Linked DNA regions of Homo sapiens: regions 1, 2 and 3 are each linked to region 4. The links are chromatin loops, found by intact Hi-C in ENCODE. Cell type or tissue: Caco-2. All regions are shown on one strand. Links, peaks and the distances in the headings refer to the core of each region. The heading gives the core; the rest is flanking DNA. Region 1 overlaps BORCS5 (BLOC-1 related complex subunit 5). Region 2 holds the start of LOC124902877 (a long non-coding RNA gene). Region 3 overlaps DUSP16 (dual specificity phosphatase 16). Region 4 has its middle 9.4 kb from the start of GPR19.

The links. Hi-C counts contacts between places; a loop is a spot of excess contacts. Peaks named below come from ENCODE experiments on the same cell type or tissue, not always from the same donor. Only the 100,000 strongest peaks of a DNase experiment are listed, where the experiment ranks them.
Region 1: it touches region 4 in a loop (4-fold over the local background); 3 of 110 quality-filtered maps call a loop at or near these places.
Region 2: it touches region 4 in a loop (9-fold over the local background); 10 of 110 quality-filtered maps call a loop at or near these places.
Region 3: it touches region 4 in a loop (4-fold over the local background); 8 of 110 quality-filtered maps call a loop at or near these places.

Annotation. Positions count from the first base shown.
Region 1 is chr12:12,399,744-12,407,565 of GRCh38, forward strand. The region is part of intron 2 of BORCS5 (BLOC-1 related complex subunit 5); the gene reads left to right. Among named protein-coding and RNA genes, the nearest start is that of BORCS5, 47 kb to the left of the region's middle. In Caco-2, for the core only: no CTCF peak of the experiment used is centred there; DNase peaks (open chromatin) are centred at 3,978, 4,304 and 4,778.
Region 2 is chr12:11,550,342-11,558,163 of GRCh38, forward strand. It overlaps LINC01252 (long intergenic non-protein coding RNA 1252), which reads left to right. Exons shown (of 8, transcript NR_033890.1): 3 at 2,239-2,352; 4 at 3,225-3,341; 5 at 3,508-3,729; 6 at 4,914-6,875. It overlaps LOC124902877 (a long non-coding RNA gene), which reads right to left and starts at 5,862. Exons shown (of 3, transcript XR_007063210.1): 1 at 5,775-5,862; 2 at 5,442-5,631. In Caco-2, for the core only: CTCF peaks have their summits at 3,776 (motif pointing right) and 3,978; a DNase peak (open chromatin) is centred at 3,830.
Region 3 is chr12:12,484,702-12,492,523 of GRCh38, forward strand. DUSP16 (dual specificity phosphatase 16) reads right to left here. Exons shown (of 7, transcript NM_030640.3): 5 at 2,327-2,486. Among named protein-coding and RNA genes, the nearest start is that of DUSP16, 74 kb to the right of the region's middle. In Caco-2, for the core only: no CTCF peak of the experiment used is centred there; a DNase peak (open chromatin) is centred at 4,520.
Region 4 is chr12:12,701,721-12,709,542 of GRCh38, forward strand. It overlaps a transcript of GPR19 not described here. Among named protein-coding and RNA genes, the nearest start is that of GPR19, 9.4 kb to the left of the region's middle. In Caco-2, for the core only: a CTCF peak has its summit at 3,062; DNase peaks (open chromatin) are centred at 2,547 and 3,051.

The DNA of each region.
Region 1 (7,822 bases), core at 1,251-6,250, 300 kb before region 4:
TGTCCTGCCAAAGACTGTGTCCTTCTAGGTGCTTAGCCAGTAATTTAGGTGTACTGTCACCAGTTGTTTCCGTCATGACTTCTAAGTCTCAGCAGCCATTTTCCCTTAGGTTTTATTAACTGAGTCAGTAACTCAAAGTGTCATTGTTTTCCACTCATCTGGACTTTCTGAAAATAACACAGTGCTTTATTGGAAAAGCTAAGCATAGACATTAGCCAAATGTTTGCTAAAAATTAACCAAATTAAATGTTATTAAATAAGATGTGCAAATAGAGGAAAATTTTGAGAAGTATGAACAAATCCCACTAATCTTTGTTGTCAGTCACTACTTAGAACCTTGGCTTCGCACCAAGGCTGAATTAAGTTGAAGAATGTTTTCCGTAATGCTTCCCCTACCTTTTAAGTTGGTTTGAAAACATTCAGTTGCATGTGTACCACTGGATTTTTAGCTTTTTCACTAGTTGTTACCCTGGCAGCCTTGATTCAGTGAAAATCTTGTTTTTATCACAGGCTATTTCTCTGAGCAGCCAATGTTTCACGCTCTCTCCCTGTCTAATTGTCTGGCCTTGGTAACTCTTAGCAAGAGTTGAAATTACCTCGGTCAACCACATGACAAAAGAGTGGGCATGGGTTTTCCTGAATGTCTCCTGAGGTGACCAAGGGTGGAGTGGTGGTAGCATAATAAACCCCATGGGAAGTGGAGCCATAGATTCCATCAGCTTTGCAGAGGGGCCTTAGACCCAGCAGGGTTTAAGAAACTGCTGTGGATAGGATGCCTTGTCCTCCATAGAGATTATCAGCTGCTACCTAGAATTTCTTTTTCATTTGCAGTATGTCAGCATACAGAAAAAAAAAAAAAAATAGCAAACACCTGTGTATTCATCAAATTTGTCATATTTTAATATTTTGCCATGTTTGCTTCAGATCTCTTTCCCTGCAGGAAGAAAAATACACGTTTCAAATAAACAACGCCCCCTCCCCATCCTTTATATCCTTCCCTGATATTCCCTCCTCCTCCCACTCCACAGGGAATTATTGATCTGATTTTGGCATTCATCATGCCCATGTGTTTTCTTCGTGGCTTGTCTTTTTCCTACATGTTTTTGTATATCTAAGCGGTGTAGAATATTCTTTCACTTGTTTTGACTTTATATAAGTTGTGTTCTATATGTATCCTTCAGCTACTTGTGTAACTTTCTTTTTTCTTTTCCTTATAATTTTGAGATTTATCCATGTTGATATATGTCTCACTTATTTTCACTGCTGCGTAGTATTCCATCAAATGAATATTTCACAGTGTATCCATTGACTTATTAGTGAATATTTGAGTTGTTTCCAGTTGTTTTACTATTAAACAGTTTTGCAGTGGACATCTTTGTACATGTCTCCTTTTGCACATGTATGAGAGTTTTCTCTAGGGTATGTAACTAGGAACAAATTGCTGTCTAGTAGGGCACATGTATTTTCAGCTTTACTAGATACAGTCAATTTACTCTTCAAAGTAGTTATGCTCTTTTATCGCCTTACTAGCTATATATTAGAGTTCCTGTTGTTCCACATCCTCAGTAAAACCGGATATTGTCCCAGCTGTTCCTTGCTTATTGATTAATTTAAAGACAACATCGTGCTTAGCAACCATCTCAAACATAGGGTCAGATGCAAACTTAATTTTCTTATACCATGCTTCTTCCTTTTAAAAGAATTGTTTTGATTTCTGAGTTACAAATCCAAGATAACTATAACATAGCTTTTTTGCCATATTTATTTTTTTAATAATTTTTTTTCTGATCACGAAATGAATATATGATTATTTTAAGGAACTTGGAAAACAAAATGACAAAAAAGAAAATTAAAAATTCTACCTAGACATAGCCATTGTTAATAACTTGCTATATTTTTCCTTCTAGTGTAGACCTATGTAAAGTATACATTTACTTTATAATTAAAATTTGTCATTTTATATCACAATTTTACTTAAAATTCTATTGTGGCATTTCCCATGTCATTGGATATTGTTTGAAAACATCATCTAAGGCCAGGAGCGGTGGTTCACGCCTGTAATCCCAGCACTTTGGGAGGCCAAGGCGGGCGGATCACGAGGTCAGAAGATCGAGACCATCCTGGTTAACATGGTGAAACCCTGTCTCTACTAAAAAAAAAAAATACAAAAAAATTAGCTGGGCTTGGTGGTGGGCGCCTGTAGTCCCAGCTACTCAGGAGGCTGAGGCAGGAGAATGGCGTGAACCCGGGAGGCGGAGCTTGCAGTGAGCCAAGATGGCGCCACTGCACTTCAGCCTGGGCTACAGAGCGAGACTCCGTCTCAAAAAAAAAAAAAAAAAAAGTGTAAACAGCTGGATAACATTTCTTTTTGTAAATATAAATATAGTTTAATCATTCTCCCATTGGAGGACATTTTGGGTATTAAAATGATACTGGAGTACAAAATCTTGGTGCATAAATTTCATCTGAGTTTGTTTCTTTGGGATAGATTTCTAGAAGCCAGTAACTATTCATGGAATTAGATTGGATAGCTGATAAAAGCAGGGCATCAAGGGAGAAAAAAGAGTTGAGAGAGCAAAACAACATGCTTAAGGATCATGAGATTCGTGAATTCAGCTTCTGTCATATTTGAATTGAGTGGCAAATTTGTCTCTTACCTGAATTTGGAGACCCTTCTCTAATTAGGGATGATTATTAGAGGGAAATTCTGCCCTACTGTGGACACCAGAGAGTTGGTTGTGTGTTGTAGTGTTCAAGAGTTTTATCCAATATTCTGCTTCCTGCAGAGTTCCTGAATTGAGGGTCTTTTGTGGAATATCTCATTGAAGTAGACTTTTAACCTTGACTTGCTCAACATCTGATCAGAAGCAGCTCGTTGTCATATAAGGAAATCTGCTCTGTTATGGAACATCTTTGAGTAGTTGAGTTCCCCTTTTTCCCATAAGTCCAAATTTGATTCCCTGTCACCTTCAATTGTTCTTTAACTTGTTTTTAAACAAAAGTCTCCCTAAAAATAATTCCAGAAGTATTTGAACTTTATTTCTCTATTAGCTTCTACTGTAATTAACATGAAAACAAACATGTTTTAAAGTCTTTGTTTCCTTCTAAGGTATAATTTAGCTTTATCACGTCTTCATAGTGAAAGTTGTATACGTGAACGTTGGTAGGATAGAAAAACTTTCCACATAGTTTTATACTTGGTGCCCAGAAAACTTCCAAAGTGTTTAGGTACTACTCATTATTATTTCTTAGAAATTGAATAGAAGCAGTGGCTTGAGTATACACAGTCCCACTTTTTCGTTAATAATAACCACATTTCCCTTTTTTTTTTTGCACAAAAGTGTTACATGTATTTTCTCGTTTAATCCTTGTACAACCTATTAGGGTAGGTATTTTCCTCATTTGGCAGATGAGGGTGCTGAGGCTCAGAGAGATGAAAGACCTTTCCTGTCACACAGCTATTAAGGGCAGAGCTAGGATTTAAACTCAGATCTAATTCTAAAACCTGTATATTTAACTAGTTTGCACATCTGTCTCCCTGACTTAATTGCATCATAAAATCAAAGATATTTCTCTTCAAAATATGTTCATGTTGGATTATTTGGCTGTTTCACTGTTAGAGGTCTGTTGCTTCTGCTGGCTTTTCTGTGGCAATCCCAGCTGCTCTTCCCCGTGGCTTGGGCACACCAAGGATTTCCTTTCTGTGATTGCCCCATATCTCCCTAGTCCGCTGTGGGGGGCACCTTCCTGCTTCTGAGGAAACTGAAGCAGGAGATGAGGAAAGGGTAACAATTAATTACATACTTTTTTTTCCCGAGTATTATCAACTAACATGTTCCATAAAGGAGCATGTTTTCACAGCTGTGTGCTTTAGAAACAGGGAGAAAGGTTTGAGTTTTTATGACTGAGGTATCTTCAACAAAGGCTGTGATGTACACGCTTGATGGACTTGGAACGTGGAAACCCATTCCCTCCCTCAGCCCTGGGATTGGAATCTTTGTGTTTATGGTCACATGAGTATTCAGATATGTTATCTCTGAATGTGATGCCCTGGTCAGAGAACCAAGGAGTGGACTTGCTAGATTATATGATTTAATTACCCTAGATCAATCAAGCTTTGACTTACTGATGGCAGGATATATTGTGTATTTTTTCCTAGTTGCTAGAGGAAAGGAACAAAGTTTAATCCTTGGCTTTGTTGACCTTTGGTATCACTTTTATCTTGTAGTTCCGTATAACTGCCTTTGTAGACTCTTCAAAAGGCTGAAGGCAAGTGATTTATAGATAAGGGCTCATTCAGTACTTGCACAAGAAGAGCCCATATCTTCAAATATGGGTGACGTAAATTTACTTCAGAAACAGAAATGAGCTCATTTATTTGGAGAGATGTGAACAGAATGTGCGTCTTTTGCTCCGGGTGAGAAATAAATTTAAATTCAGAACTTTGCTTGGGGGAAATGAAATGGAGGAACTAGGCACTTGAGCCTCTTGGAAATTAGAGATCTTTAGCCAAGGCCCAAGGGAGCACTGTCTTGGTCCATTTATAACAAAATACTGGAGACTGGGTAATTTATAAAGAACAGAAATTTATTTCTCACTGTTCTGGAGGCTGGGAAGTTCAAGATTAAGGTTTGTTGAGTGCTGCGTCTTCTAGAGTGGATGAACACTCTGCCCTCAACTGGCAGAAGGAGAATGGGCAAAAAACAGGAGTAACTCCCCTGCTGAGCCCTTTTGTAAGGGCAGCTAATCCCATTTACCCAGAGAGGAGCCCTCATGGCCTAACCACCTCTTAAAAGCCCCACCTCCTATTACTGTCATTGGCAACACCTGCATTTTGGAAGGGACCCATTCAAACCATAGCAAGCACCAATAGTATGTTTCAGAACTCATCCACATAGGAGCACTCCTCAGCATGTCCAACAGCAGTCTGTGGAGAACTACTTTTTTGTTTTGGTTTGGTTTTTTGTTTTCTTTTTTGTGACACAGTCTCTGTTGCCCAGGCTGGAATGCAGTGGCATCATCTCAGCCCACTGAAATCTCTGCCTCCTGGGTTCAAGTGATTCTCCTGCCTCAGCCTCCCAAGTAGCTGGGATTACAGGTGCCCGCCACCACACCTGGCTAATTTTTTTGTATTTTTATTACAGATGGGCTTTCACCATGTTGGCCAGGCTGGTCTCAAACTCCTGGCCTCAAGTGATCCACCCACCTCGGCCTCCTAAAGTGCTGGCATTACAGGCATGAGCCACCGCGCCCGGCCAGAGAACTACTTTGTGTAAGTCTACGAGGCACCATACACACTTTTTCCCTTAAGGACCTTACTGAGTAACTGGGAAGAGAGAGCAGGAATGTCAACAATAATACAGAAGAAGGGTTCTATGGTAAATGCCGAAAGTGAACCTTCAACGAAGTGAGTTCCAGAGAGACAACCCATAAAGGTAAAGATTTAGTCATAAATGAGCTGTGTTGCTACTGAAAACATCTTGATTCTAAAGTATAACCACATCTCAACCAAGCAAAAACTGTCTTAAGCCTGAATTAAGAGGAAAATGATATTTTAAATGAACTCCTCAAGTAAGTTGCCAAATCATTGACACTAGAATTTTAAGAATTGGTGACTCTAGAGCTTTCATGGTTTGGCTACTGTATTATCTCCCTCAAGGTGCAGTAATATTTCTGTCACCAAAAATCATTAATTGATAACATTATTCTTTCTGTTAGTTCTAGCACTTATTTCCATCACTGTGATTTTTTTATTATGATGATTATTTTTACTTTACTTACTTAGTATAGGGGATTACCTGCCTTTTAATGTCATCCTGACAATTAAGACAAAATACAGAACATGCTTAGCACAGTGCTTGGCTGAGAGAGTGCCATCATTAATATTAGGCATTATTTTTCTTATTCTTGAAATACAGTGTTTTATATAGTGCCTGGCATGTAGTTAAATTTTAGTAAATTATAATAATGTTGTTTATTGTTTTCCAAAGGATTTTTAACATGTATTATCAATTAATACTCTGAGCTACATTCAAGGTATATAGTGCTATTCCTCTTTTACTAATACAGAAACTGAAGTTAAGTACATTGGTCAGATTTTTCTGGCTGATTTAAGCAGATAAAGAAATTATTAAAAGGAATGTGGATAGCTCACAGAATCAGCAGAAGAGCTCTAGAATCGTGTTTTGGGCTACCTAGCCAAGTAAAATGGCCAAGATCATGCCACAGAACTGAGCCACTGCCAAGTACCTGCCGTGCCTTGCACGGCAAACAATGCTGGCTGGCATTGGTGACCGGACTTTGCCACAGGGATTGCTTCTACTGCTCCCTTGGAAACTGTTTTACAGAAACTGCTGTCACCAAGGAATGTACTTCATGGAAGGCCCTATTTTGCAACATTTGCCCCCTATTTACAGTCTGGAGTGGGTGGCAATTTGCTTTATTGCCAACTCATTGTGTCTTAACTCTCTGTGAAAGAAATACTTCGTTTATATTTTCTTTTAATTGGATATAAACTGAGTAGAAGTTGAGATTATTTTCCTTATTAGTAGACTTCGTGTGTGGAAAAGTTAGTTTTTTCTGAAATTGATCTTGTTCTTAGCAATTATCTGCTATAAGTATTGCCTCAACTTTTTAGGCTACTACTAAATGAGAACTTTCCATCTGATCAGGGCGTCTTCTCCAGTGTAAACAATCCTGTTTCCCATTACCCATTGGAGCTAAGGAACCCATGATGAGTTAACACGTGCAAGAAGGGTTACCCCTTTGAGCAAGAAAAGTCCTGGCATTAGTATTTCAGATTTTTTTCTTGCATCCTTTTCTGATATTTTATTTATTTTCATTTAAAGTGGACCTATGGTTTATCTTGCTGAAAATCTCAAAAAACCAAAAAACAAACAAACAAAAAAAAAACGTGTCAGGTCCCTAATGTGATTGCTGTTAACCATATAAAAATAACCTCCCCTCTTTTATAATCAGTCTTGGTGCGCCTTGCAAAGCCTACATTTCTAACCTGTGTATACTTCAAACTACTGTGAGCATGTGTTAAACACCTTTTTTTTTTTAAATAAAAAGAACACTTTCAGCTCCTTAAAGCAAGCTCTTTTGGGAAGGAAAGAATCCCTGAGTGCTGCAGCCATCCATCCTGCTTTGTCTGGAAAGCTAAGGTTTTTGGGTTATTGATGTTTCAACAAGTGGAGAGCACCTAGGTCTGGTGAGCACCAGCTGCTGAAGTGTGGGGGGCACCCAAGTGGCCTGTTCTTCCAGGATGGCATTCATTCTTCCAGGCAAGTGGGACAAAGTGGGCTTTCTGCCTTCACTCAGTGAGAGCTGTTGAAAGATTTTCTCATCTGAATTGTGAATGTTTGTAATGTTTATTTTCACAGTAAGAGTGAGGGCCTTCTCACTTTGAATATATTCCTTTTTGCAAATAATTTTGAAGTAGTCCTGATCCTGTGTTAAAAGAAACATGGTATGTCATTATAGAAGAATCCTTCATCCCCCTTCCCTTACAAACATAAAATTTTCAGAGTTTACATTTGGAAGAAAACCTGGTTCAATTCTCTCCATTTTCAGGGAAGGAAATGGAATTTATTCTTTCCTTTGTTTATCCTTTTATAGTTTTCATTTTGTTCCCTGTTGGTCACATTTTTTTTTTTGGCCTTCTTATTAGAGGGGTATTGTGGAATATTTTTGCTTAGCAAAAATTAAAATCAACATACCTGACTTTGTAATTGTAAAATATGTATAACATACAATTTATCATTTTAATCCTTTTTGAGTGTACAATTCAGTGGCATTAAGTATATTCACATTGTTGTGC
Region 2 (7,822 bases), core at 1,735-6,734, 1.2 Mb before region 4:
AAAATGACGAGCCATTGGAGACTTTAAAGAGAAATAACATAGTCATATTCTTGTTGTGAAAGATCATCTGGGCTGCTATGTGCAGGACAGATTACCAGGAACAAAACCAGAAGCACCTGTTCAAGCCTGAATTCTAGTCACAGAAGTAAAGCTGAAGAGGAGAAAATGGATGTGAGCAATATCCAAAAGGGAAAATAATAATATACACATAAGGAATAGGGAAGAGAAGAGCAAAAATAATTTCCTATTTCGCCTTCCCTTCTTTTGGAGTTGGAACACTCAAATGGTGTGATGGGTGGCACTGGGGCTAAGGGGACAAGGCTGGCCCAGCTGGGAGATTGCTTACATGCAGGAGGATCAAGTGAATGAGTCAACGTATCAAGGAGACTGGGAATGCAATTTCTCACTGTTGAAGAAAGGAGTTACAAATATGCAAAGGGGAAAATGTGATACTGGATTGGAATTGAAGGCATTAGTCCGAAGTTATGGATTTTAAAGATAGGAATGTGACAGATGATAGATAGGTAGGGATAGACAGGTAAATTGAGAAGTAGAAATGTATGAATGTGTTATATTTCCTAGTCCAGGAGCAATGACACCCCAGTTGCAATGAGCATCCTAGCATTTAGATCTCAGTTTCTAAATACCTTTTTCCACTAAAAGGAACCAGGGCTGGGGCAGGGAAAGAACAAGATGACCCTGGAACTCTATTGTACTGAAAGTAAGGAAGCCCTCAGATAATTATGAGGACATGTCTAAAGGACACAGGAGTGGCTCACGCCTGTAATCCCAGCACTTTGGGAGGCCAAGGCGGGTGGATCACAAGGTCAGGAGATCCAGACCATCCTGGGTAACACGGTGAAGTCCCATCTCTACTGACAATACAAAAAAATTAGCCAGGTGTGGTGGCGGGCGCCTGTAGTCCCAGCTACTCGGGAGGCTGAGACAGGACAATAGCGTGAACCCAGGAGGTGGAGCTTGCAGTGAGCCGAGATCACACCATTGTGCTCCAGCCTGGGCAATAGAGTGAGACTTCCTCTCAAAATAAATAAATAAATAAATAAACACAGGAGCCAACTTCATGGGGCTCCAGTTGTCCACATCTAGGTCATTTTGTGGATCAAAATAAAAAATGATAGTAACTGATTATAATTCATTGAAAAATCAAATCTCATGAATCCATACTTATATAATACATGAATGAATAAATATGAGAGAGAAGAGAGAGCTCTAACTTATAGTAAATGCCAACTAATCAATGTAAATATAATTATGGAATTAGAAAATTGTTATTATTTTGAGACAGGGTCTTGCTCTGTCACCCAGGTTGGAGTGCAGTGGTGCAGTCACAGTTCACTGCAGCCTCAACCTGCTGGGCTCAAGCAATTCTCCCACCTCAGCCTCCCAAGTAGCTGGGACTTCAGGCGTGTGCCACCACACGGCTATTTTTGTATTTTTTGTAGAAATGAGGTTTCATCATGTTGCCCAGGCTGGTCTCAACTCCTGGGCTCAAACAATCCACCTCAGCCTCCCAAAGTGCTGGGATAATAGGCATGAGCCACCACACCCAGCCAGAAAATTATTATTTTGCAACCATTATAGTTATAACTAATTTAGATAGAATCATCATTGGATGGAAAAGCTAGTAGGTGAAAATTTGATGAGGAAATGGATACAATCTCAAAGTATCTCCCCCAAAATATTTAGTGCTTATTAGTAGTTTAGAAATACAAATTACTTACTAGTTAGCTCTATAGCATAGAAACCTAGCCAATATCATCTTAATCGAGTGCTAACATATAATGTTGTCTATAAACAGGATAAATCTATATTAAGTTACTCTAACAAACTGAGAAAACACAGCATCATTTCTGTGAACGTCCTGCCAAAAACGCACCACCCAAATCTGACAATAAGGTAACATCAGACAAACCCAAACTGAGGGACATTCTACGAAGTAATTAGCCTGTTCTCTTTAAAAACACCCAGGTTATGAAAAACAAGGAAAGAATGAGAAAATGTTCCTGATTAAGGGAGACTAACAGAGATATAATGACTAAACACAACACATGATCCTGGGTTGGATTCTGGAATTATAAAGAACGTTATTGTAAAATTGGTGAAATCTGAATGGAGTCTACGGATTGTGGCTTTATTACATCAATGTTAAATTCCTGATCTTTTTCATTTCTTTTTCCTTTCTCTTTTTTTTTTTTTTTTTTTTTTTTTTTGAAACAGAGTCCCTGTCATCCAGACTGGAGTGCAGTGGTACAATCCCGGCTCACTGCAACCTCCACCTCCTGGGTTCAAGCGATTCTCCTGTCTCAGCCTCTCAAGTACCTGGAATTACAGGCATGTGCCACCGCACCCCATGTAATGTCCCGATCTTGATGGATGCACTCTGGTTATAGAAATGTCCTCATTTTAAGGAAATACATGCCAAAGTAGTAAAGGCTCATGGGGCATCATATTTGCAACTGTTCTCACCTGGTTCAGAAAAATTTAAGAGCAATAATACGTATAAATGTGTAGATAGAATAAGAAGACAAACATGGTAAAATGTTAACAACTGGGGAATCCGGATGAAAGGTGTACGGAAGCTCTTGTGCTACTACACCTGCAACTTTTCCATAAGTTTGAAATTGTTTCAAAATGAAAAAAATGTACAAGTATCCTAGAAAATGCAAACTCATCCAAAGTGACGGAAAGCAGGTCACTGGTTGTCTGAGTGGGATGGGCCAGAGGAGAGAGGAGTCAGGATTACGAAGGGGGCACAACAAGGAAACTTGGTGGGGAGGATATGAATATCCTTTTTTTTTTTTTGCTTTTTTAGAGACAGGGTCATGCTCTGTCACCCAGCTCATAGCTCACTGCATCCTCAAACTCCAGGGCCCACGGGATCTTCCTGCCAAGCAACTGGGACTACAGGCTCAGCCCACCATGCCTGGCTGTTTTTTTTCTTTTGGTGGAGATGAGGTCTCACTATGTTGCCTGGGGCTGGTCTTGAACTCCTGGTCTCAAGGAAATCCTCCCACTTATGACTCCCAAAGCACTGGGATTACAGGCGTGAGCCACCTTGCCCAGCCATGTTCATTATCTTGATTGTGTCAGTTGCCTCTTTGGTGTAAAATAGGTCGAAATTTACTATGTTGTACACTTTAAAAATCTATTAATAGGTTAAATAACATGAAATAATTGTTTTTTAATTCCTAATATTTGCCTAGGGAATACAACCAACCTCTTCATCACATGAAGACATTTTTTTCATGCTTTTCCATGTTCCTGAAATGCCCTCCCCTAGGAGCTTCCTCCAATTTATCTACTCTTTCACATTCAAGAAGGTAATGGAGTTCCATCTTCCTCCATTAACTCCCCCATACTGAAATCTGCTATATCTTTCATTCATTTGAATCTTATTGTTACAGTACATACGATGGAAATCTATAATATTTTTATTGCTATAGTTATCATTTCAGTTGTTATGTTTTCTGCTTATTTTTGTATCAGAGTTGAATCAAGATGTTTAAGTCTCTGGAGAGTTAAGTATTTTGTAGGAGGAAGAATATCAAGGTTGTGGAAAAAAAAAAAAAAAAACCTTGTTGTGGCTGAGAAACTGGGCTGGAGTCAGGAGGCTGGTGATGGCCCCAGTTCTACCACTAACTAGCCATGTGCCTACGATGCTTCATTTCACCTCTTGAGATCTAAATTTCCCCGTACGTCAAAGCAAAGGTGAGGTCAATGTCATCTATGAAATGTTCTTGACTTTCAAATTATTTGAGTAGTGGCCGCTAGATGGAACCCGTGAACCCATATCCATACATGAGCATTTCAAGGAGAGGTGGTGCTGAAGCAGGAAGCCAAAAAGCCAGGGTGACAGATTATCCTGTGCTTCGTGCAACAAGGATAGTCTGTAGGAACAACAACAAGAGAAGTTGTCTCTCTCAGACAATGGTGTCCTAGCCTAGACATGTGGGCTAGGAAATTAGTGATCAGAGGAAATCAGACCAAAGCCAAAGTCAGAGACATTTTCTGTTCTCCTCTTCACTAAACCCCAAGGCTCTTTAGCATGAAGTATGCAGACCCTGTGTGATTTTCTGTGTTATCTAAAGTAAAACTTATTAGAGTTCCACGTATTTTTAACCAAATATGTTTAATGAACGTTGTTCTGAGAGAAAGGGGATTCCAGTCGCTTCTGTCAGAGGCATTCAAGGATATGGAGAGAAATAGCTTTTTAGAATTTGAAAATAAAATTTCTATGAAATTGGTCAAAATGGATGAGAAGGAAAAAACCTCTCAAGCGGTAAGTAGGTAGAAAAACGATCGCTTTGTGCCATTTTTATATGTTAACAAATTATGTTAACATTTATTGAACACATCAAACCCTGCAGTATAACTGATTCTTCAATAAGTGTATACAAGTCACACATAGAATGAGTGGCATGCTGGGTGCTCCCTGAATAATCCTTTTCTTTTACCAGTTAAGTTTCCTGCTGAATATTTCGAAACTCTTTGCAAACTGACTTCAGCACCTCTGTGGGATATTCCCTTCCACTGCCAACCCTTAGTTGTCAGAAACTCTGTCTTTGGGAAGCATGCTACATTTTCTAGAACAAATCTAGATACTTTAGAAATGATGGATGATGATGATGATGATGAATGATGACAACACTCTGATGCAATTCATATATCACAACATTATCCAGATCCAACAAACACTGAGAAAATGGTGTTTTGCAGCAATTTTAATTCCTTTATTTCTCAAACATCTTTGTCAATAGTCATTTTTAATGTTATGTTATAGATGATGGAACAATCTTAGAGATGTTAAGTAACTGGTACTAATAATACAGATGGCAAAGACAGAATTCAAAATCTGGAGCTCTTGATTTATTTTACTTTATTTTATTTTTTAGAGACAGATCTCGCTTTGTCGCCTGTCAACGGCTAGAGTGCAGTAGCGTGATCATAGCTTACTGCAGCCTCGAACTCCTGAGCTCAAGCAACCCTCCCTCCTCAGCCTTCCCAGGTCTCCTGATTTCAAGTACAGTTCTTGCCAACACACAGTGGTAAAGGGTATGATTACCTAAGCCTTAGCACAGAAGGTAGCACCCCTTACTGGTGAGCTATCATGAAACTATGCGACAATTTTCTCCATCTTTTTTAGAGTTGTTTTCCTTGTCTTCCTCCTCATCACGATTATTATTGCTTTTTCATTCAGCAAAAAATCTGGTAGGAGACTGCACAGAAGCATGATCACTTGCTATCAACAGTGTAACCCTACCTAACTTCCCTAATCCCTAGCAAATGAAGGAAAAATCATATACAGGCACTGACAAATAGCAACACAAGAAAGGGCAACAAAATTACTAAAGAGTAACGCCATCCTCCCCAACTCAAACCAGGGAAAGTAAGCTTGCCTAGGAACTTAGGCTGAAACTCACCACAGTGCCAAAAACCTGTTTTCTTGAAAAGAGGTAGTGCAGATAGTGAATCCACTGAGCCACATAGGGTGGGAGTTTGCTTTAAGTGCTTTTCTTCTTGCCCACAAACTAGCGTAGGCTGTGACTGGCTCCAGCTGATCCTTATCAAGGCAGCTAGTTCTGAGGGCTTGGTTAAGAAGCTCTTCGTTTACTTAAGGGAGCAAAGAGAAGACACGTGAATTGGAAAAGGATATCTAAAATGTCCCCTAAGGCTTCATAAAGTTGACATCTTTCGTCATGACTTCTACAGTTCAGGAAACCAGGTAGCAGTAAACAATTATGAACTCTACTCACTCGCCCTATCACTTTCACATCAAACTGGGGGTACTGTCCTTTGAACAGAAGACTCATGAGGAAAGCGCAGATTCCTTCCAGGTGGGAAGAAAGCTTTGTCCCTGCTCCATGTCTGCTGATCTGCAGGAAGCAGAGAGAGCAGGGCTGTTCGACTCCGTTTCCCTAATGATGTCCCAGCCTCTTTCAGTTCTGTGAGCAAAACCAAGGCTGGGTTTGTTAGCACAGCCTGTGACAGAGCCTGGGCAGGTCCTTGTATTCTGGCAAAGGCTGAACCAAAGAGCAGTCTCATTGCACTATTTACTTTCTTTTTGTTATACTCTCTCTGGCTCAGCACAATCAGTGCAGTCCGATGCTGCAGAAGACAGACTGTTCCCTCTCTCTTCCCACAGTGTTTCTCGTCTACCTTTTGCCCTTATTCAATAGTGGGAAGAAATTTCTTCTTGACCTCAGCAATCCTTTCTGACAATTACCATATGCCTCAAGAGACCTGGGAAGCTTCGCCCTGTCTGGCACAGGGAGACAATTCCTATCCAGAATAAAACTGAAAGCTTTCAAAAAAAAAAAAAAAAGAAGAAGAAGAAAAGAAAGAAAGAAAGAAAGAGAAAAAGAAAGAAAGGAAAGAAAGAAAGACTGTAATAAGTTACCTTGTCTCTGGGAGATTCTGTAACAATGAATTGCACAGGCTAATTATCCCCTCTATTAAAAAGTTTTTAAAAGGTTCCTCTTCATCATTTAGAGTATGTTGCCTTGGCACCGGCCTGGAGAGGGTTAGCACAGGAGCCAGGCTGAGTTTAATTAAAGAATTTCCGTGTGTCAGCAGCAGGAGACTTTGATTAAAGTGAGAAGCAGCCAAGATTCCGGGAAGCGCGTCTTTCTCCTGTCTCCTCCCCAAGATGTGCGGGTGTCCTTCCCCCAACACCATGGAAGAAGGGGTCCAGGAAGAAAATGTCACACTTGCCTGTGACCCCCACCTGGTCTGCAGAAAGGCAGAGAAGACCTGCTTATGGAGGAAAAAGACGGCCTCTGTCTGGAGCTTCTATGAATTACATAACGAATAAGTGATTTCACTACAAAGCAGTGAAATTTTTAAAAGTTAACCAGGTAGCCCTTTTTTATTCTAATTCATAGAAAATACTTTTATTTGTTGAGTTAGCTACAAGGTTTTACTTGCTTAATTTTTGTAAAGTTGTTTATTTTGTGAATAAGAAACTTATGGTCCAAGGGTATATAGTGAAAAGTCAGTCTTCCTTCCATCTCATTGCCCTGGCCACCCAGTTACAATTTTCTTGTATACCCTTGCAAATATATTTTACTCCTTTATAGGCTTAAGTGTCTGTGTGTGTGTGTCTCTCTGTGTGGTGTGTGTGTGTGTGTGTGTGTGTGTGTATTTATTATCTGAAATTCAAATTTACTTATGTATCCTATGTTTGATCTGGCAACCCTATACTAGCTGTAACCCTGTACTAAGCCCTCTCAGAGGGCACAGATAGGAGCTACATATATTAACCCATATATATACACATATCTATTATGATTTATATATATGGTTAAATATGAGTTCATACTCATATTTCTGACTCTAATCCAGTATCACAGGGTTCCTTCTAGCCTTCTGCCTTTGCTTATCTATAACTTCTCTCTCCAACAGTGAAAAACCTGACCCCCACTATCCACTTTTATTTCCTTATTTGCCCATTATTACTTAACGGTGCATGTAAAGCTGTTTCAGCATAGGTAATACCGCCCCACCCCAACCCGATGAGAAAGAGACTTGCCAGTTGGAACACAGTGCTTATGTCCAGTTCCTTTGGCCTTTAGCCTTACAATTATAAGTCAAAGCAGCACCTGCAAGATTATTTTGGTTTGCACCTTTTCCCAACCCCTTCAGGGATGTTATGTGTACAGTTACATTCATTCATGAAAGTCTGCAGTCCCCACCATCCTGGTTGATATTTTTTTGATTGTATACATTAGCGTTCCCTCTTTGTGATGTACAGTTCTATGGATTTTGACAAATGCAGAGCCATTTATCCACAACTCAGTATCAT
Region 3 (7,822 bases), core at 1,902-6,901, 220 kb before region 4:
ACCTCCACATCCCAGGTTCAAGAGATTCTCCTGCCTCAGCCTCCCAAGTAGCTGGGATTACAGGTGCCCGCCACCATGCCCGACTAATTTTTATATTTTTAGTAGAGACGTGTTGGCCAGGCTATCGCAAACTCCAGCAACCTCAGGTGATCCCCCCATCTCGGCCTCCCAAAGTGCTGGGATTACAGGCGTAAGCCACCATGCCCAGCCAATTGTTATTTTTTAAAGAGACAAAAACAATGATTTGCTGAATGTTTTTTAGAAGTACAATGGGAGGGTGTGTGTTAACTTGTGGGGGTTTGTTTGTGATTTTTTTTTTTTTTTTTGAGATAGAGTTTCACTCTGTTACCCAGGCTGGAGTGCAGTGGCGCGATCTTGGCTCACTGCAACCTCCGCCTCCTGGATTCAAGCAATTCTCCTGCCTCAGCTTCCCAAGTAGCTGGGACTACAGGCATGTGCCACTACGCCCAGCTAATTTTTGTATTTTTAGTAGAGGTGGGGTTTCACTATATGTTGGCCAGGCTGGTCTCGAACTCCTGACCTCAGGTGATCTGCCAGCCTCGGCCTCCCAAAGTGCTGGGATTACAGGCGTGAGCTACCTGGCCATTTGTTTGTGATTACTTTAATATGAACTAAGTCATTTATCTTCAGATGTTTCACAGAATGAATCCTAATTGAAGATGAAACCCTCAGCAACCTGGAAATCTTGAAAAAAAGGCAAGTGTTTTGGAATTACTTAAAGTTCCAAAAGCATTAAATAGAATATTCCCCTCACAGGTGAAAATTATAATATGGGGCTTAATATACATAATTCCACTTTTTGTTTTTGAGACAGGGTCTGGCTCTACTGCCCAGGCTGGAGTTCAGTGGCACAATCTCAGCTCACTGCAACCTCCGCCTCCTGGCTCAAGCAATCCTCCCACCTCAGCCTCCCGAGTAGGCGGGACCACAGGTGCACTGGTAGAGACAAGGTTTTGCTATGTTGCCCAAGCTGGTCTCGAACTCCTGGGTTCAAGTGATTGCTTGCCTCGGCTTGTTAAAGTGCTGGGATTAAGGCATAAGCCCCTGTGCCTGGCCAATTCCACTTTTTTTTTTTTTTTTTTTTTTTTGGAGACAGAGTCTCACTCTGCTGCCTAGGCTGGAGTGCAATGGTGCAATCTTGGCTCACTGCAAGCTCTGCCTCCCGGGTTCATGCCATTCTCCTGCCTCAGCCTCCCGAGCAGCTGGGACTACAGGTTCCTGTCACCTCGCCCAGCTAATTTTTTGTATTTTTAGTAGAGATGGGTTTTCACTGTGTTAGCCAGGATGGTCTCAATCTCCTGACCTCATGATCCACCCGCCTAGGCCTCCCAAAGTGCTGGGATTACAGGCGTGACCCACCGCGCCTGGCCAATTCCACTTTTTTGAAAGAACTAGTTCTTTTATTTTTAATTATGGTAATGGTAACCAATTCAGAGTAATTATGGATTAGGGTGCTCCAACTTATGTAACTGGGGGAAAAAAAATTCCTTACATGGAACATCAAGAGTCACTGTGGTATGTTGCTCAGGAGCTAGCAGTGTTTCTCCTCTGCTCAGCCACTGTCCACTAAAGCCACATTCCAAATACACATCACCAAGTTACCACCCAGCAGATCTGATCCTGTGGCACCAAAATGCCTCAGCAGTAAGTACCCAGGGGCCAGAGAAGCTCCAGAATTGAACAAGCCCAGGAAGCACAACAAAGTATGGCACAGATGAGATCCCGTCAAGACCATTGCCAGGAAAATAACCAAATGAGAGTGTGTGTGTGTGTGTGTGTGTGTGTGTGTGTGTGTGAAAATTCTGTTAGATCAAACACTACCTGAAATTATTGGCATGTGGACCCCGGCTCAGAAACACTGACATAAAGACTTAAATGTAATGGGATTTGTTTTCAAAAGATTTGACTTTTCTCTGTAAAAAACACAGCAACAAGGCAACAGGGAATATTACCAAAGTTTCCCAAAGGCTTGTATAGGATTTGAAAAAGTTGGGGGAAGAATTTAACCCTAAAAGCTTAACTGATTTTCAAACACCTGCAAATACATAATTACAGATCCTGTGAAGCTTAACCTTGGTGGTGTTAAATGTTAGCTAGAATGTCACAAGGCCAGTCCTTAGGGACAGTGTGACACACACGTCACCTTGACCACCAGATGAGTAAGCTGCACCACGTGCTGTTTTCAGACTTTTGAAATCTCTGAAATAGGCTCCTTTTCTCTAAAGAAAAAATGGGGGGCTGAGGGGGTTCACCTACACATGAGACGATCACCCACAGGACCTGCAATATTATTTGAGCTACTTACCAATGAAATCTACTGATTTGTCCAACCACGGCAAAATTTTCTCACAAAAGCTGTCATTCACAGGCACACGCAGGAAATGAGACTCGGGGATAAAGTCAGGCTTTGGACAGGTATTGCTGGCATTTAACACATAACCAATCCCATTCTGCTGCATCAGCTCCTATGGAGAGAAAGAGTAGCAGTTAAAGTGACTAATAATATAGTAAACATGATCATTCTGAAAGAGTGAAGTTTAATGTGATGATAAAAATGCCCAGTTTCCTTGAAATATAATTCATTCAGATCAGTGAAGTCCAAAAACCTAGCAAAATGACATCTAGAGACAAGTTTAAAGAAAAAAAAAAATTTAAGGACAACAAACGCTATTTAAAATAGTATGCTTGAAGCCCACACATCATTCATATAGTCAAGTCTCTATTATCTTCATTACTAGAGAGAGAAGTGGAACAAAGAATACAAAAGAAAACAACAGTTTATATGATTTTAGAATATATGGACACACAACATTTTCTTCCCACACGGAACACGCTGGTTCTCTAAGATACAATTCTAGTCATTCTTCTCACTCTAAATACTCTCTTTGAAGGCTGCACTTACTTCTGTAGTCTTAATTACCAGTTCTACATGCTGATGGCGTGTGTGTGTGTGTCCTCTTAAATTTCCAACCCGTATCTCCAACTACCTACTGACTATCAGGATGTTCCACAGGCCCTTCACATTCAAAATGTCAGAAACTAAACATATTCTCTTTTTCCCTTTTCTGCCCCCAACTCCTGCCTCCTCTCTGTAATCCCCAAATTGGTTTAGGGTAATAACATCGACCCAGCCAACTAAGCTCGAGAATAAAATGGGGCTCCTTTCTCTTCCCCATGACCCTCATCCAAATGGCTGCCAAATCCTTTTGGAATAACCTCTTCCATTGATCCTCTCTCCTCTCTATACCCATTCACTGCTCAGTAGCCAAGATAACCAAAAAAGCCACCAGGAGCTCTTGAAGTTTGCAGTGGTTTTCTCTCCAAACCATGTTCTGAACAACTAGAGGAATCTTTGTTATGATTAACCCCAAGCTGGGTGCTTTATCCACATTCTTTTCATTTCCTTGAGTCTCATTTCCTGCTCCTGTCCCATATAGCACCCCCAACGTCAAATGTATACCCACCCTCTGTTCACACGATTCCTGTGCTTAGAAGGCCCTGTCCTTCTTCCAGAAGACACTCTTCCCACTTTTCCTACTTTAACCTCATCTGTGAACTCTTTCCCACTCATGCATAATTAACCATTCAGTTCTCTGTCCTTCCAAAGTACTTTGTTCACACCATTAATTAAGCACCTACCATAGTGTGTTACCATTAACAGATAATTCTCATCTCCCCTGTTATGTAATGAAGTAATGAGTAAGATCTTGGACCGCGTCTTGTTTTTGCACCTTCAGCCCAGCTATAGAATTGCACTCAAAACAATCTGTTCAACTGACATCCATCCACCATTTAGCAGGCAAGCCCACACAAACCCGCTTCATTTAGTCATCCCCCTGCTGCCTCTCAGGAGACGTTCCAAGCCTGGAATAATTATCTTAGTCTAAGCAATCTTGGTCATTTCTTCCTTCTCTTGGAATACTACCTTTTCTACAAATCTTTTCCAACTACCTGAAAGAAAATGGGCAATTTTCTTCCTATATTACCCTTCTGAAACATGCCAGTTCCCTAATCTCTTCATTTACTACATTTGGCACAATAAATATACTTTATTTTACATAAAAGGTGAACAGCAGCCGGGCGCAGTGACTCATGCCTGTAATCCCAGCACTTTGGGATGGCCGAGGCAGGAGGATCACCTGAGGTCGGGAGTTTGAAACCAGCCTGACCAACATGGAGAAACCCCAACTCTACTAAAACTACAAAATTATCCAGGTGTGGTGGCACATGTCTGTAATCCCAGCTACTCGGGAAAGTTGAGGCAGAAGAATCGCTTGAACTCAGGAGGCAGAGGTTGTGGTGAGCTGAGATCGCGCCATTGCACTCCAGCCTGGGCAACAAGAGCAAAACTCCATCTCAAACAAACACACAAACAAAAAAGTGGACAGCATAAATCCAGATTGTGTATGCAACCATCTCTTATCTCTGAGATGACAATGTCAATAAACAGCTTTTGGAACTAGGTGGATTTCTTAGATTGGCCAACACCCTTCAGCTATGCCAGAGCCCAAGTCTTCTGATGGTCTCATGCTTCTGTTAGGTTAACAATCAGGCTACGTAGATCTTAATGGTATTTACTACAACCTTTAAACTTTTGTACATGTAGCAAAGGTTACATTTGTTTTTCTATGTGTGAACCCAAGGTGAGTTTATCTAGTACTATCTGATCAACAACAGGGTGCAGAAACTGATTCAGGATCACTCATGTAAGAACAGAAGTGGGTCACTGGAGTTAAATCAGCCTTTGAGGACTTTCTCACCAATAGTCCTTTCCACCAACGGTACTACATTTTTCTCCTTTCCACCAATGGTACTACAGATATGTTAAATTAAAAGTAAAGGAATTAGTAATATCCCTATCCACTCAATTCAATAATGAAGAAATTACAGAAGTTTCTGAGAAATGAGGTGACTCTAATAGTGTTACACACTGTACACAATCAAAAGACAACAGGAAATTCTAAGAGAAAACATGTTGCAAGTCAATAAGGACTGTCAAAATTGATTTTCCATAGAAAAAATACGATGTACACTTCTGACAAGTAAACTTAATAGCCTACATTTTAAAGAAATGACAACCTATATTAAGTCAAAAAATATTTATTGAGCACCTTTGTTAGAGACCTTTTAATTAGACAATGACACACGGTACTGATTAAGAAAATCATATCTAACATTTAATGAATGCCTACAATGTGCCAGGTACTGTATTAAGCATTTAAATGGACTGTCTCATTTAATTCTCACAACCACCCTTTGATGTGGGTTCAATTATTGACCTCCTGGGGTCAAGTGATCCACCTGCCTCAGACTCCTGAGTAGCTGGAACTACAGGCATGTGCCACTGCTCCCCTCAAATTTTTAAACATTTTTTTTGTAGAGACAGGGTCTCGCTGTATTGTCCAGGCTGCTCTCAAACTTATGGCCTCAAGCGATCCTCCTACCTTGGCCTCCCAAAGTGCTTGGATTATAGGCATGAGCTACTGTATGCAGCTAGTAAAATATTTTAAACGCAAAATGGACTGAGAAAAAATTAAATAATTTCAATGGCTTTATTTATAAAATTTTTAGCTTAAAAGGTCTATTGATTAAATCTACTATCCAGATGCTACCTGAAAATTTTTTTGGAATAGTAAGATGGGACTTGATAAATAAAACAAGTACAATTTGTAAAAACAAACAAACCAAAAACAAAAAAAAACCCTTAAATACTTAATATAATTTGGCTACTAAATTAAATATCATAAATAAGTGCCTTCTTATCTGGATTGGTAGTCAGTGGAAAAAGTCAGTTAAGGGGGAAATCATTAAAAATGATATATACATACTCGAAACATCATTTTAACTTAAAACAAATAAACATGCATGAATACACTGATTTCTGATGCAGGACCACAGCTTCTTGTTTTCTAGGTTAGCTGACTGGAGTTCGTAAGCAAATCACACCTAAGTGCATCTACCACTTCTACTTTTCATTTTTTAAAGAAGAGCAGGAACTTGTAAAACACTATCAGTGCCAAAGCCTTCTAGATTAAAACTGTCCCCCAAATACTTTACAGCTCCCTTATTCCCACCTAATTTGACAAACATATATATGGCAATCTGTCTTTCCTGAATCTTTCCAAAACACCTGACTTAGGTCACAGAAAAGCATCCCTCTTCCTTCACATTTCATTGGTGTATGTCCTATTTTAATTAACATACATAATTATAATAACAAGTCCAGTGGCCTAAAGTTCGAGAACAAACACAACTGATTCTTGGTAAGTATACTATTCAAATGGTGGAGGCAGACGTGCTACAGCAAAGAGCCCACTCATGCAGCAGGCATTCACCTTCCAAAGATGTGGGGAAAAGATGTCGTGAAATCTCTGGAGTCAGTTAAGAAAGTTTCTAAAGTTTCATGTAACTGTTGTTAGTTTGCTCTCTTGATTTTTTTAATTTTTTTTTTTTTTTACAAACTTCAATACAAATGGCTGGGAGGGGATCTTAATTTTTGTTGGTGTTTTTAAGACACAGGGTCCCACCATGTTGTCCAGGCTAACCTCAAACTCCTGGATTCGAGTGATCCTCCCGTCTCAGCCTCCCGAGTAGCTGGGATTACAGGCGTGTGCCACCATACCTGACTCATCTTATTGTTTGTAATGGTGAAACTGAGATGGAACTATAATTATGAAGAATGAGTCTGATTCTTTTGTGGAATAAGGATTGCTTTTATTTATAGATACGTATCAATGACTTCTTACTAAATTATAAAAAGATATTTATATAATTCATTCAGTTTAGTTTCAGCATGCTGTATAAAACATACACAACTGAATATTTACTCTGCCCTATAATTAAACATCATAATCTTTAAGCTTCTAGAGAGCAGTCACCATATGCTGTTAAATATTTAGCTCAACTTTGTGCTAAGTCTGCAAATACACACTTTCTACTGATTAGATAATCCTTCTTCACTGGCCTTCAAAGATCCTTCCAACACCTTGGCCTCACAGTTCTTTGAACTCCTCATCTTGGCCTCTCACTCTCATGAGATCTAGCCTGGTCTCTGTCATTACCAATTACCACAAACCCTCCATAATCTTGATTTCATGCACCCTTCCACTTTCCAGCTCACTCAAGATCTCTTATACTACACTACACCCAGAATCTGTAAACCCCTGCAGGAGGACCTACAGTCTGATGATCTACTAATTTTCTCTGTCCTTCATCCCCATGATGTCTGTCTGCCTTCCTTGCCCAATGTAAATTCTATAATCAGTTATTACAATCACTCCTTTCCTTTTACCCCAACTTCCTCTGCCCTCATCAATTGTTCGTACTCACTTGGCAAGATTACAACCCTAGTTAAGTCTAATTCTCCACCTAGTCAGCACTGCCCATGCCACTGAACATGGCCAGAGAAAAACACTCCACAATGCTACCTGATCTAACTTTCAATTCATACTCCTCAGCAATCTCTGTATTTCCCCAGTCCATTCACTTTTTCTCTTTCCCATATGCCATTCTGTTTCCCTTTTTCTTCAAACTCCCTATATGTCCCCACTCATCTTCACTCACAGCTGAAGAATGACCTTGCTTCCTACTACAATGGAAAAACTGAAACAGTCAGAGGCAAATTTTGATAGACTTCCATCACCACATTTACCCATCTCTCAGCAAATGCGCCCAGATATAATGCCTTCCCACCTGCTGTTTTGGGCGAACTGTCCATACTCGTAAGGCCAATCCCTCCGCTTGCTAAATAAATCCATCCCCTCTTGCTCAAGAACATAGCTTTGTGATTCTCCTTTCTCCT
Region 4 (7,822 bases), core at 1,119-6,118:
AGGAGTTTGAGAGCAGCCTGAGCAACATGGCGAAATCCTGGCTCTACAAAATATGAAAACTTTAGCTGGGTGTGGTGGTGCGTGCCTGTCATCCTAGCTGCTTGGGAGCCTGAGGTGGCAGAATTGCTTGAGCCTGAAGAGGTCATGGCATAATCATGGCATTGCACTCCAGCCTGGTGACAGAGTGAGACCCTGTCTCAAAAAAAAAAAAAAAAAAAAAGAATGGACAAAGGCTGTCTCTTCAGTAAATCTTTTCCTGATCTCTCCTATAAGCATTTTGCTTGCATCATCTTTTTATAGAACACATATTTGGCCTTATGTTTATGTTATTGTCTGATTTTTATATGTAGAATAATATTTTTAATTTGCATATGTAGAATAAAGCTCCTCCCACTGAAGACAGTGATTGTATTTTATTCACTTTTCAAAATTCCTCTGATGACTAGCCTTATGGTTTGTACAAATTAGGCACAACTAAATATTTGTTGAATTTAATTGTGCTGTATCCTAAAATAATAGAATACTAATAGAATAGAATAGAATAAATAATATAATATTTCTAAAATATTAATAGAATCTTATTCTATTAGGAATAGAATAACAGATTAGATAGAATATTTCTAAAATTCTAAATACAAGTTGGTATTTGACTCACATCTCTAGTGCTTTAAAAAAGTGCAACAGAATACTCTGTAAAATAGTGTTACAAAGTCAGGCTAAACATGTTAGAGTATGTACTGGTGGGTTTTTTAAAAAATTAGTTTCAGTAATTATGATTAAATCCATGGTAAATATAGACCTGTGATAAATCTAGATCCTTACGGTGATGACTCATTTTAAAAGACCCTAGTTTTCTGGATCTCCATTCTCCTTTTACTCAGTGCCTTCTCGTTTTTTTTCTCTATTTTAAACCAGTTTTCATTATTTCTCTGCTTTGAGAATCACTCAAAACAAACCAGTAAGGGATGTTCAACTTAAATCTAAAACATCATAGTCACATTTAAAGTCCTGAGAACGCAGCATTCCTGTTAAATAATGGTCATAATGAACTTATTAATCCTGGCCCTCTAATTACACTATTCTACACCCCAGTGATAAAGGTGTTAAAAAATGATGATTTAATTTTGTTCTGGTCTTTTCACTTGGATGTACCGTATACTGACATGAATCTCATCATGACTGATAAACTGAACTTGGATAGAAGAGCTGTTAGGATGACTTAAGTGCAAAAGAGAATCTACCGTTTAGGCAATCAGTATACAGTTTCCTTAAATTTTCTATAATTTATTTCCTTTTTTTGTATGATGTTCCAGCTTTTCCCACAGAGCTAGGAGCCCCACAAAAATAGAGACTTTGTCTTATTTGTTTCTGGTGCTTGTTTGTCTCTGTAACTCTAGCACTCAGCACAATGCCTGACACATTGTAGGTAATAAAGGATACATATTGAGTGAATGAAGTACACCTGGGGTCAAGTATCACATGTTCCAAATGAGCTTGGCTGAGGTTAGATTACCCTTATATTGGACGTGGAAAGGATCTATTACCTAATTTCAACTTGCCTCTATGTCTGTGGCATTGGTGGTTGGGTAAGGTCTATTGATTGTGAGACACAGTCTCACTTTTTACCACAAGTAGTATATGGAGTATGCGTGAGTGCGTGTTCGTGTGTGTAACAGGAATCTTAGCCATAGGACATGAAAAGCCAAACTATGGGACCTTGAAAGGTTCGCAGGTAAATGGTAATCAAAGATTCCCAAGGTCTGTGAATTCTAGACATCTTTGCCATAGAAGCCTATGGCCCCTCGCTCTAGCACATAGTGATTCTGCTGGTCCCTACATGTCTTCTCAATGCACCTGTCTGTTTTCTTCTTACTGTACTTCCTAGTTCTTACTGTACTTCCTAGTTCTAGTTCTTGGCTTAGCTAATAACCATTTTCTTTCTTTTGGGTAGAGCAGTCTGTACCAGGCCCCATCATAAACCATAGTGCTGAGTTAGGAGCCCAAGCCAGTGGCTTGGAGTTGGAGTACTTTTCTCTTGGAAGGGGCTATAGACTGTATAAGTTGCATGACTGCCATGTCTAGGATTCCTAATACCGTGCACTGGGAGCCATCTCTGGGATCTTCACTAGAACCAGGTGTACTTGCCAATCATATCTACTGGGTGCTAATTACCTACTTTGCGGTTATTTTGTTTAGAGCATTAGATTAGCTTCATTGGAGGATACAAAAAAGATTAAAGACTAAATAGATTTATATCTGAAGTCAAAGTGAGTAAGTCATAGAGACAGTGTATGTGTTGGTGTGTATGTGGCGGGGGAAGCACTTTCTGAAAGAGCTATGTGTAGTGGAAAAGGATCAAGTTTAGGTTGTTATCTTGACTTTGCAACCAATCGTGTGTGACTATAGAGAAGTCACCTTTGATCTTTTGTTCTACTTCACTTGTTAAGGGTTGTAATACTTAACTTGACTGTATAGACAACTGTTAAAACACTATCATAAGGCCAGGCGCTGTGGCTCACACCTGTAATCCCAGCACTTTGGGAGGCTGAGATGGGCGGATCACTTGTGGTCAGGAGTTTGAGGCCAGCCTGGCCAACATTGTGAAACCCTGCCTCTACTAAAAATACAAAAGCTAGCTGGGTGTGGTAGTACAGGTCTGTAATCCCAGCTACTCAGGAGGCTGAGGCAGTAGAATCGCTTGAACCCAAGAGGCAGAGGTTACAGTGAGCCGAGATCGTGCCACTGCACTCCAGCCTGGGCAACAGAGCGAGACTCTGTCTCAGAAAAATAAAAACAAAAAATACTATCATAAAATAATTGTTAAATTCAGATTATTGTGTGAGTAGTGTATGAAAATGATATAAAAATGTTGAATAGGTAGAATCTATGCAAATTTAGAGTTCAATTAAATTTGGTGGGGATTAAAACTCTTGTGTATGCATTTAGAAAAGCAGATTATAAATACAGTTGTGGTTTGGAATAGTTGCAGGATTAGGGCTGACAGTTCTGGCCTTGTGCTGCCCTCCTGTGCTGTTTAAACAGCACAGCAGGTCAATTACATTCCTGCTTCATGAATGTTCCGAATTGGGGGAGGGTAGTCTATCTCATTACTAATCCTCTTCTGTCCTCCTGTGGCCACAGAGCGCCTAACTATTTTGGATGTTTCTGTTTCTTCAGTAAAGGAAGGGAAGGAAAACTACTTGGAAACATTCTAGGTCAAACAATCTTATCCTGAGTTATGGAAAAAGGCAACTAATTGCAAATTGCATTTGACATTGGAGATATAATTGATACACCAATATAGAAGATCCGAGCAGATTATCGAGGTTTGGAGAAAAACACCATCATTACAGCATTGGGAAAGGCTTTTTGTCAAGAATAAATAGAAATGCATCTTTTTTTTTTTTTTTTGAGACGGAGTCTTGCTCTCTAACCCAGGCTGGAGTGCAGTGGTGCGATCTTGGCCCATGCCTGTAATCCCAGCTACTCGGGAGGTTGAGGCAGGAGAATCACTTGAACTTGGGAGGCGGAGGTTACAGTGAGCTGAGATCGTGCTATTGCACTCCAGCCTGGTCAACAAGAGCGAAACTCCATCTCAGAAAAAAAAAATTGCTGAGAATTTATAATAAAGCCATACACTGTTTATCTGGTTAATAAGATAGTCTATTATGGTGGGAACAGAAGATGCTGTTCTACAGTGATTTTCTAAGCAGAACATTTGCCAGTTGAAATGAGAGACTCACAAGCAAAGCTAATTATTTGCTAATTCTCTTAGCATATCCTGCAAAAATGGTTACTTTTAAAGATAAGGTCATTTGTCAGCATGGCAATTTTTTTTTTTTTGAGACAGGATCTCGCTCTGTTGCCCAGGCTGAAAAGTGCAGTGGCATGTTTACAGCTCACTGCAGCCTTGAACTCCTGGGTTCAAGAGATCCTCTCACCTCAGCCTCCCCAGTAGCTGGGACTACAGGCATACACCACCACACACCCAGCTGATTTTTGTGTTTTTTGTAGACACAGGGTTTCACTATGTTGCCCAGGCTGGTCTTGAACTCCTGGGCTCAAGTGATTCTTCAGCCTCCACCTCCCAAATTGCTGGGATTAGAAACATGAGCCACCAAGCCTGGCCAGTATGATAATTTTTTTATGACAGTTAAGAAAAGATATTGAAGGAAACAGTGTAAAACCAGGCAATGAAAGAGTAGAGAAAGGCAGTCAATATATGGCACCATTTTAATATGCTTGCTTCCCCGTCAGCCAGCCCTCACCCCTGGCCACAGCCTGGCCTGTTGCCAGACTGGTTTCCTGATCAGAACCCATCTACCCTCTGCTTAGACTAGGAGTGTGTGTGCATAATTTATTCATGTGGGTACACAGCATGCATAACATGACTTTCTCTTTTTAACTCACACCAGTCAGGCTTTCACATCTTTACCAAGACTCCTCTTATCAAGTCATCAGTGAACTTGATGGCCAAATGCAATGGTCAGTTTTCAGTGTTTATCTTACTTGACCTATCAGTGGCATTGGAATCATTTGATCATGCTTTCCTCCTTGGAACACTCTCTTTACTTGATCCCTGGGTCACCTCTCTCTTGGCTCTCCTCCACTCTACTAAGGGCTTTTTCCCTATCTCCTTTATCTAGATACTTCTCATCTTGATTTCTAAAAGTTGTAGTACCCTAAGGCTAACTGCCTAGCTCTTTTCTACATCTAAACCCACTCCCTTGGTGTTCTTATCTAGTCTCATAGCTTTAATATCATCTGAATGCCAAACATTTCCAAATGTGTATCTCCAGCACAGACCCTTCTGCCCTGAATTCCAAACTCACATATCCATCTGCTTACTCGACATCTCCATTTGGATGTCTATGGACATCTCAAACTTAACATGACCCAAACAAAATCTGTTCATCTCTCAATCAACCCTATCTCAGCAACTGGTCATACCTTTCTTCAGTTGCTTGGAGTCATCATGAACTCTTTCTCACACACACAGACCATTTCCAAATCTTCAGCAAATCCCATTGGCTGTATCTTCAAAAAACACACTATCAACTCTCTACCCTTCTTTTCATGTACACTGCTACCACCCTGGTCTGAGGCCCATGACCTCTTATCTGGATTAGTGTATAGTCTACTATAATACATGGTCTCCCTACTTCTCTCTTGCCTCTTTGAAATACTTCTTACTCAGCAAAGTGACAAAAGTTACCCGAAGTCAGGTAAAAAAACTCTATGCTCAAGGATGATGCACTTCAATTGGCATAAAATCCAGCCTTTACCATGGCTTATAAAGTTTACATGATTGGGGTCTCTACTTCCTTCTTCTCTGACTTCATCTCCTACTCCCCAGCCCCCACTCACCATGTTTCCAGCTTACTAGTTCCCTTATTGTCCCTCAACTATCCCAGACACATTCCTACCTCAGAGCCTCTGGATTTGCTATTTCCTGTGCCTGCAACACAAAATTACATGGTCCATGCTCTCATTCCATTCAGGATTCTACTCAAATATCACTTTATTGAAAAGTCCTTCCTTGTTCATACAGCATCTGCCTTCATTACCCTCCGTACTCTTAATTAGTTGATTTGTCGTGTTAGCACTTACAGCAACATGACATATTATGCTTATTTATTTGTCCATTGTCTGTCTTCCACACTTGAGTGTAAGTTCTGTTTCATGACAGCAGGGACTTTGGCTATCTTTGTTCTCTGCTGTGTCCTCAGAGAGTCTGGCATCTGGTGAGGGTTCATTAAAAATTTAATGAATGAAGAAATGAACAAATATTAATGTGGATAATTATTCAGAGAGTTGGTCAAGAACAGCAAGTGGGTAGGTTCCAGTTTTGTTTTACATGGAAGTTTGTATAAACTGAAGACTAAGATCAGAATCAGGGAAAATGTTCTCCTTTATGTCTTCTCAATGTAAAAAATAGAATGTAGTTGAATGTGGTGGATTGGTAATAAATATGTTTATTGTTCCAAATTCCATATTTTATTTATTTATTTTTTTAGGGACAGGGTCTCGCTCTGTCGCCCAGGCTGGAGTGCAGTGGTGCCATCATAGCTCACTGCGGGGTCAAACTCCTGGCCTCAAGCGATCTTCCCACCTTGGCCTCTCGAAGTGCTGGCATTACAGGCATGAGTCACTGCGCCGAGCCCAAATTCTGTATTTTAGTAGTAGAAGTTGTCCACTTATGTTTTAACCATGGAAATTAAATTATGTGTGTGATCATGAATCCAAATTTTGCTATTTATTTCCTATTCTTTTTTTTTTTTTTTTTTTTTTTTTTTTGAGATACGGCCTAGCTCTGTCGCCCAGGCTGGAGTGCAGTGGCGTGATCACAGCTCACTACAGCCTCAACCTCCCTGGCTCAAGCGATACTCCCACCTCAGCCTCCTGAGTAGCTGAGACTCCAAGCATGTGCCACCATGCCCAGCTAATTTTTAAATTTTTTGTAGAGATGGGGTCTCGCTATTTGCCCAGGCTGGTCTCAAACTTCTGGGCTCAAACCATCCTCCCACCTCGGCCTATTTCCTATCCTTATGGTCCTGGCAATGCTGGTAAACTTGCATTAGTTCATTACATTTTACTTGGAAATGAAAATTTTCATCTAAGTAAAATGCCTGATGCATTTTTTTTCTTTAAATTCTGACCCCACTAGATTAGTTTTAAACCCTTCTTGAATCTAATTTTTTCAAAGATGCCATTTTTCCAGGCATTTGAATCCCATTTTCCCCAGAGCCTTTGTTTTGTGAATAGTGCATTCTAAGTAAATTAAACCAATGAAGCCTTAGTGATATAATTGCAAACCTATCCAGTCACTGCATCTTCTACAATGGATTCTGGACTCAGCTTAAGTAGGACTAATAAGTACACTAGTCCTAGTGCCTTCTCTGCTCTCTTTTGTGGCTTTGGAACACTCAGTTCTCTATTTCAGAGCTTCATCTGCAAGAGTGGATAATAGCATTTGCCTCACAATTGTGGTCTTATGAGGATCAAATGTGATGACACCAGGGAACCTGCTTTAAAGTATTTAAAGTGGCTGGGCACGGTGGCTCACGCCTGTAATCCCAGCACTTTGGGAAGCCAAGGCTGGTGGATCACGAGGTTAGGAGTTCAAGACCAGCCTGGCCAAGATGGTGAAACCCCATCTCTACTAAGAATACAAAAATTAGCTGGGCGTGGTGGCACACACCTGTAATCCCAGCTACTTGGGAGACTGAGGCAGAGAACTGCTTGAACCCAGGAGAGGGAGAAGTTGCAGTGAGCCAAGATCACGCCACTGCACTCCAGACTGGGTGACAGAGCAAGACTCCGTCTAAAAAAAAAAAAAAAAATTAAAGTATTACGTTAATTAGGGATGACTTGGGTTCAACCAACAGAAACTCATAACAAGCTAGCTTGGAGCAAAGGGGGGGAAATTACTTTATAAACACAGTGCTATAGAACGTAAATGTAGGGAGTAGTACCTCATGAACTAATAGAACGTAAATGTAGGGAGTAGCACCTCATGAGCTAATAGAACGTAAATATAGGGAGTAGTACCTCATGAGCTTCAGGATCCGGAAACTGAAGAGTCTTTGGTTGCTCGGGGCTGTCTGTCTTCCTAAAACTATGTGGTCTCTCTTCTCTGCCCCCTTTGCACATTTTTTTCTTTCTTCTGACACTCTGCAGACAGACATTATCTGCATCTTCATCACACATGGGCTGAAGATAGTGTCCTTTTGTTTTTGAGACAGGGTCTCACTCTGTTGCCCAAGCTGGAGTGCAGTGGCATGAACAGGGCTCACTGCAGCTTCGATCTCCTGGGCTCAAG